2 separate regions of the Homo sapiens genome follow, and region 2 is linked to region 1. A link is a contact called in ENCODE Hi-C or POLR2A ChIA-PET data. All regions are on one chromosome and are shown on one strand. Each heading gives the region's core, a stretch centred on a gene start or an enhancer-like site at or near the end of the contact. The rest is flanking DNA. Distances are from core to core; before and after follow the strand shown.

Region 1 (3,483 bases), core at 672-3,171:
CAAGAATCACATTGTTGGAGGATGATTGTTTTTGTTTTGCTCTAAATTGAACTTTTCATTAAGAAAAGTGTTGGTAGGTTCAGGGGCCTTTAGGGGAGAAACAAAATACCACAGCCTAGAAACAGATGTGTTTGTTCTGTTACAACATGCCCTTCATATCAGGCCTAAAATCTCCCTGTCTTACTAAGGTATCAGATGACAGGAAGGAGACTGGCTGGGAGGCCACACCAGGCTGAGGAGCATGGGCTTTGTCACCTTTCTCTGGAACTACAGATTCTCCCCCTGCCCCTTTTCCTTCCAGAATGCAGACAGTTTTGCTTTTCCAGTTTCACAGTGCCTTTCTGCTTCACATTTTTCTCTCCTTAACATCAGTCTTGGTGTAATTTAGAGATTATTTTCTTTTGAAAACTGTTGCTGTTGCTATCAGCCACAAGGAGAAAATTAAAACCTCTTTGCATTTCCTCCCAGAGGTAATTCTCCAAAGTGAAAGAAAGAGACACAATTATCAAATTACTAAAATGGAACGGCATAATTTGTAGAGCTCCAGGGCACTTTGGAGATGGGTCCTGAGGACGCCCAGAAACCGGAAAGCTCTGCCCAGGGTGGCGCAGTGGCTGAAGGAGAGGAGAACCGGCGCTCTCCACACCTCATGGCACTCTTGGAGTCTTACTTGGTGGGGATGGCGATAGCAAGGAGCAAACATTATGATAAACGGATACTGTGAAATAATTTTTAAAAATGCATGCTAAGCGCTCAACATTTGAGGAAAGAAAAAAATACGATGAAAAAGACGTAGCAATTTTAAAAACCTCAACTATTGTCTTCTCATTCTTAACCAACACCCTCCGGAGCTTTCTGTCCCTGCTGTAGCAGGACTGCAACCCCAGACAGTATGGAAGGGAATGGGCGTGGCTCTGTTCCAATACTTCATTTATGGACGCTGAAGTTTGATTTCCACATAATTTTCACATGTCAGAAAGTATTTTTCTTCTTTTGATTTCTTTCAATCATTTACAAATGTAAACTTTATTCTTAGCTTGTGGGCAGAACAGAAAACCCGACTTGGCCCGCGGGCCAGTTTGCTGACTCTCCACTAAGGAGAGGTAAAGAAAGAGATTTTGGAGGTGGAATTATGGAAAATATGAGTTCAACTGGGAGATGAAAGGAGATAAGAAGAGAAAAATAAGTTACGGAGTGAGTGCCTAAATAGATGGTGGGGTAAAAGGAAGAGGAAGGAGGAGAGGGCTCAGCTGGGACCGGGTTCCTCCCACATTCTTGGCCGCGGCGCTGCGGGCGGCGACGGGCTAAAGTTTCAGTCCCGTTGGGTCTTGGCCGTCTGCCGGGTGCTTACTGAAACTTTGATTTTCCCTGGGGCTAGACGACCAAGTTCTAAAATGTCCCTTTTCTGGTGTACAGAAATAACTAGTGACCCCTCGCAGCTTTCCAGCCCCCTGCCTTAAACTTGCTCCTAGGCGTCTCTGGGCTCCCGGGAGACCGCGGGCGAGGGGCTGGAGGCAGTGACCCACGACGGGTCCCCCCCCCGCGCGGTGAGCGGCCAGCACTTCCTCTTCCCCAGCCCTGGGCCTTGTCGTGACTGGGAAGGCTAAAGAACCTCCGCTGCTACCCTAGGCGGCCACCCCAAGGATGATTTTAGGGCTTCATCCTTCCATCCCTTCTTCCCCAGTTCCCTCCCACGAGGCTGATTTTTCCTGCTGTTTCCTGCCACGTCCACACATAAGTCAAAGATAAAGTCTGCTGGGAAGTATGTGGGTTTTTTTTCTTTTCTTTTTCTTTTCATGTAAGAAGAAGAAGAAGAAAAGTGAGGCTTACCATGTTGGAGCTGAGCGAGGCGCGGGAGGCTGTGGCTGGGAGCGGCGCTGAGAGCTCTGTGCGCGCGGCGTGCGGGTCTGGAGCCTCTCCTCAACCCACGCCCTTCCCGGCCCAGCCTTGCCCAAGCCTTACTCAGACAGCTTCCGCGCCTGCCCCGCCCCTCCCCGCCTCCCGGGCTGGGCCTGGGACCGCGGCCGGCGCTAACCACAGAACTGAGCTTTAAGACTCAAATAAACCCACCGTCCTCTCCAGCGATTTAAGCAGTCTCACTCTCCCTCCTTTCCCTCTTTTCCCTCCTCTTTCCCCCCGGCCCCCTCCACCCCGTCCTGTGATTCCTGAAGATTTTTGACTTTTTAGAATTATAAGTTTTGCACAGTAGTCTTCGGGAAGTCTGTCCATGTCCGTGGGTCTTTCCCATGTATGAGCTCATTCTGGGCATTTAGGTTAGATAGGCAAAAAAGGTCTCTTTTGGAAACAGCAGTGGGCCGGGCGCGGTGGCTCAGGCCTGTAATCCCAGCACTTTGGGAGGCCGAGGCGGGTAGATCACATGAGGTCAGGAGTTTGAGATCAGCCTGACTAACATGGTGAAACCCCTGTCTCTACTAAAAATACAAAATTAGCCTGGCGTGGTGGCACACGCCTGTAATACCAACTACTTGGGAGGCTGAGGCAGAAATATCGATTGAACCCGGGAGGTGGAGTTTGCAGCGAGCTGAGATCGCGCCGTTGCACTCCAGCCGCCTGGGCAACAAGAGCGGAACAATGTCTCAAAAAACAAACAAAAACAGGCCGGGCGCAGCGGCTCACTCCTGTAATCCCAGCACTTTGGGAGGCCGAGGCGGGTGGATCACGAGGTCAGGAGATCGGGACCATCCTGGCTAACGCGGCAAAACCCCGTCTCTACTAAAAATACAAAAAATTAGCCGGACGTGGTGGCGGGCGCCTGTAGTTCCAGCTACTCGGGAGGCTGAGGCAGGAGAATGGCGTGAACCCCGGAGGCAGAGCTTGCAGTGAGCCGAGATCGCGCCACTGCACTCTAGCCTGGGCGACAGAGCAAGACTCCATCTCAAAAACAAACAAACAAAAAACAAAACCAAGAGTGTTAGTTAGGACAGAGTGCGGGTCAGAATTGTAGACAAGTTCCTAGGAGTTGGGGCTCTCTATTGCTCCACAGGGAAGATATTTAACAGTAAACAGTGGTGAGTATTGCCAAATCAATTGCCACGGGATTACTGGGGATTATTGTCAAGGGACAATTGCCACCCCTCTCTCTCAAACTTTTCTGTAAACTGAGGACAGCCACAAAGACAAAATCCGAAAACCAAACTACTGCACTTAAAAATTGATCCGTGCTAGTAAGGCATTTATCTGTGTGCAGTTTGCAATGAAATTAGGAGTTGTATTAAGAATCAGAAGACTTGGGTTCCAGTCTTGTGTCTGTTACTTCATTGCAATACTTTTGACCAGACTTGTCACTCCTTTGAGCTTCCACTTCCTTATTTGTAATAGGTCTTGAGATAGGCCTTTCCTGTTTCATAAGATTGTTAGGACTGTCAAGTAAAGTGAGGGCTTAGAAAGGTCTCCAAAAACTGCAGAGTAGACGCAAATGAAAGATAATGGGCTATAGGCATTGTGTGAACTGCTTCCCTGCAC
Region 2 (3,473 bases), core at 500-2,999, 1.5 Mb after region 1:
CTTCCCTTGTGTCTGGGAGTCACCAAGCCTCCTCTGATGGCACTTGGGACACCCCCCTGAGGGCAGGGCTCCCCATTTTAGTGTCTGCCAGAAGGGAAATGACAGGGTGACCAGAGTCCCATTTTGATGGCATCTGCGCAGGCTCTGGGGAGCAGGGCCACATGCACCGGCTGGCAGATGGGGGCTCCTGTGCAGTCTGGCAGGAGCCATGGCTACAGCCTAGGAGCAGGAAGCTCCCTGAAGGAGTCGTTTCCCTCCTTAGACTCGGGACTCCTGAAGCCAGAGGCATCTCTCTCTGCCATCTAACTGGAAGCTCCCTTGGGCAGGAGTGTTTCCTCTCTCAGACTAGGAGCTCCCAGAGGGTGGGGAATGTGTCTCCCCTCACCCTGAAGGCCCCTGAGCCTCTAGGCAGACAGGGGCATGGATAGGGTGGGGGCAACTTAACATTCTCTCCACCAGGAAGGATCCTGTTGGAATTAGAATTAAAGATATGAAATGTTCATTGCCTTGGGATCAGGATGGGACAGACCTCAGCGGCAAGGCCTCTGAGAATACTCAGACCAGCCTGGAAAGGTTAGGCAGGTTTCAGGGTGAGGCCAGAGGAGCTATGCCAGAGGCAGGGCATGCCCTGGGCCCATCATGCCAGCCCTGCCTTCACCGAGGCAGGGGGCAGAGCTTTGCTGCTTGGGGCCATGACCCAGGCAGAGTCTTGAGACCCCTGCCTCTTGCACCTTAGTCCTGCTAGAATCCAGGACTTTGCAAAAAAAAAAAAAAATCTCAGGATTCTTTTTGCAGCAACGCCCACATGCACACCTCCTGCTCCTAGGCCTAGACCCCCAAAGAAGGGCCCCTAGACTGAGATATCCAGGGGAGGGCCTCAGAGCAACCCCTGCACTGAGACCTCACAGAGGAACCTGGAGAAAAACCCTTCAGTCGGCCGGGCGCGGTGGCTTACTCCTGTAATCCCAGCACTTTGGGAGGCCGAGATGGGTGGATCACGAGATCAGGAGATCGAGACCATCCTGGCTAACATGGTGAAACCCCATCTCTACTAAAAATACAAAAAAATTAGCCGGGCATGGTGGTGGGCGCCTGCAGTCCCAGCTACTCGGGAGGCTGAGGCAGGAGAATGGCGTGAACCTGGGAGGGGGAGTTTGCAGTGAGCTGAGATCACACCACTGTACTCCAGCCTGGGCGACAGAGCGAGACTCCATCTCAAAAAAAAAAAAAAAAAAAAAAAACCCTTCAGTCAACACTTCAGCACTTCACAGAGAGTTCTTCCAAGGGGGAAGGCCCAGAGAGGCCCAGGTTGATCCCACCAGGGAAGCTGGAATGAGAGAACTGTGGAGACAAAGACAGAGACCCACGGGGATCCTCCCCACCCTGCCCTCAGCAGGACAGAGGTACTCACCAGACCAGGTGGCAGAGACAGACCCAGGAAGGAGAGCAAGGCAGCCAGGCTCCCAGGGTGAGGATTTATATGTGGGCCCCACTGGCCCCCAACTTGGCATTTTAAGGAAACCAAACCTGCCTCAACCTGATCCCACCAAACCCTGGCCTCTTGCCATTCCCACTCATTCCCTCCCAGCCCCCTCCCTCCCAGAGAGTGCCAGCTCCACCACCAGCTGGGGGAGGGCTCTAGGCCAGGTCAAGGGCAGCCCCTGAGCCCACCCAGGCCACAGTGGGAAGTGGGAGGTGTCGTGGGGACTGGGCATCCTGGACCGGGGTGAGGGGAGGCAACCCCTGCTCTGGGGCCTGGAGACTGGTGCCAGGCCTCATTCTCATGACATGCCTGTGAGTCACAGCCCACTCCTGTGTGAGAGGCTGTGAGCACACGCTGAGACTTCATGGTCCAGTGCTCGTGTACATACATGCGCCCGTGTGTGTGAGAGAGAAGCAACCTGGGGCCACCCTTAGGAAGCTGGGGGCCAGAGGAGGCAGCTGGGGGACATCAGGAGGAGAAGGACAGGACTGACTTCAGGGCATGGATGAAGTGGAGTGACTTTTAATGGCCAGCACCAGAATACCTCTTAATGAGGTAATGAGGTAACTAAGTGTGCTTAGAAATACCTGGGAAGGTCCCTCTGTGTAGGAAGGTGTCTGGAAGGATGGGGAAGCAGTGAGAAATGGGGTTGCTCTACACACAGCCGCAGTTGGGCTGGGCCACAGTCTGTGGGGAGCATAAGGAAGTCCCGAGTAGTTAAAGGCTGAACAGGAAAACTTTGGCCTCCTCTTCTCCAGCTTGAGGGCTGGGTGGGTGGGTAGGGGTACATCCCTACCCAAGGCTGAAAACACCAGCTGGACAGCTTCCCAAGCCAGAATCCAGGCCTGAAGCACAGCCCTCAGCCACAGCCCTCTCTCACTGCCCCCCACACACATGTCCTCCCCAGACCCGGAGAAAGGCAAACACTGTGGCCATTCAGAGCCCAGCCCAAGGGAGGGCTGCCCCCTCCCAGGGCCCCTTCCTCCTTGGCCCTTTGTCTATCCCGGCCCGTCTGGGCATCAGGGCACCGCCCTTCCTGTGGCCCCAGCTCCCCTCCCTGCTCCAGCTGTCGAGTAGCTTCTTCCCCTCCCCCAGCCCCTCTACCTCAGCCCTAAGTGACTCACCCGAGGTTCCAGGCCCAGATGCCCAGGCAGTGACTCAGCGGCACACCCTCCTCCCCCAGGGCCAGGGCAGCAGCAGTCCCAGAGCAGTAGGTGGAAGCCCCAGCCCAGCCTGGCAGGGAAAGCACTGGCACAGAGACCCCAAACAGGCCCTGCCAGGAGGAGCTTTGGATAATGACATGGCAGGAGGATCAGACTGAGAACAGGCTGGTCCCTTCCTAGCGGTCACCGTGTGACTTGGGGGCCAGCCTGAGCAGTGTACATGAAGTCAGGCCTTGGGGCCCCCAGTGTCCTCTTCTACACCTTGGCACAGCCACCGAGTGTCCCTTGCTCCCCTCAGTACTTGAACCCCTCATGCTACTTGTCTTCCCATCGAGGCCTACTTCAAGTAGAACTCGGAATAAAAACCCTTCACACTGAGGGTGAGGGACAAGGGAGCGCAATGCATCGATTTTCACAGCCATTCTTTCCTTTTAACTAAGGGCCTCCACAGGGCCTTCCCTGCTCAGAAACTGCAGTGCATCCCCATGGCTGTCCCTTAAAGCCAGGCGGTATGTTCTCACTCATAAGTGGGAGTTGAACAATGAGAACATATGGACACAGGGAAGGGAACACCACATACCAGGGCCTGTGGGCAGTTGCGGGGAGAAGGATGGGGGCAAGGGGAGGGAGAGCATTAGGACTAATACCTGATGCATGCGGGGCTTAAAACCTAGATGATGGGTTGATAGGTGCAGCAAACCACCATGGCACATGTATACCTATGTAACAAACCACATTCTGCACATGTATGCCAGAACTTAAAGTAAAAATAAAATAAAATTAAATTAAAATTAAAAATTTTTAAAAAGCCTGGCAGTGAGGCGCTC

The links. A loop is a pair of places that touch in the nucleus more often than their neighbours do. ChIA-PET counts read pairs that join two places held with the same protein, here RNA polymerase II (POLR2A). Pooled maps may share reads with other maps.
Region 2: a pooled map shows a loop between it and region 1 (4-fold over the local background). The contact joins the promoter of S100A2 here to the promoter of S100A11 in region 1. A Hi-C loop is called at or near these places in 1 of 168 maps with a recorded cell type or tissue (CD14-positive monocyte) and 5 of 50 pooled maps. POLR2A ChIA-PET finds 5 or more read pairs at or near these places in 3 of 52 experiments (HEK293, MCF 10A and activated CD8-positive, alpha-beta memory T cell).

The regions. Positions count from the first base shown.
Region 1 is chr1:152,035,083-152,038,565 of GRCh38, forward strand. It overlaps S100A11 (S100 calcium binding protein A11), which reads right to left and starts at 1,922. Exons shown (of 3, transcript NM_005620.2): 1 at 1,831-1,922. The coding sequence starts at 1,833. RefSeq lists enhancers at 1-285, 3,383-3,483 and a silencer at 1,131-1,425.
Region 2 is chr1:153,564,095-153,567,567 of GRCh38, forward strand. It overlaps S100A2 (S100 calcium binding protein A2), which reads right to left and starts at 1,750. Exons shown (of 3, transcript NM_005978.4): 1 at 1,412-1,750. RefSeq lists enhancers at 107-864, 865-1,622, 1,742-1,801, 1,775-2,974, 2,672-2,911 and 1 more.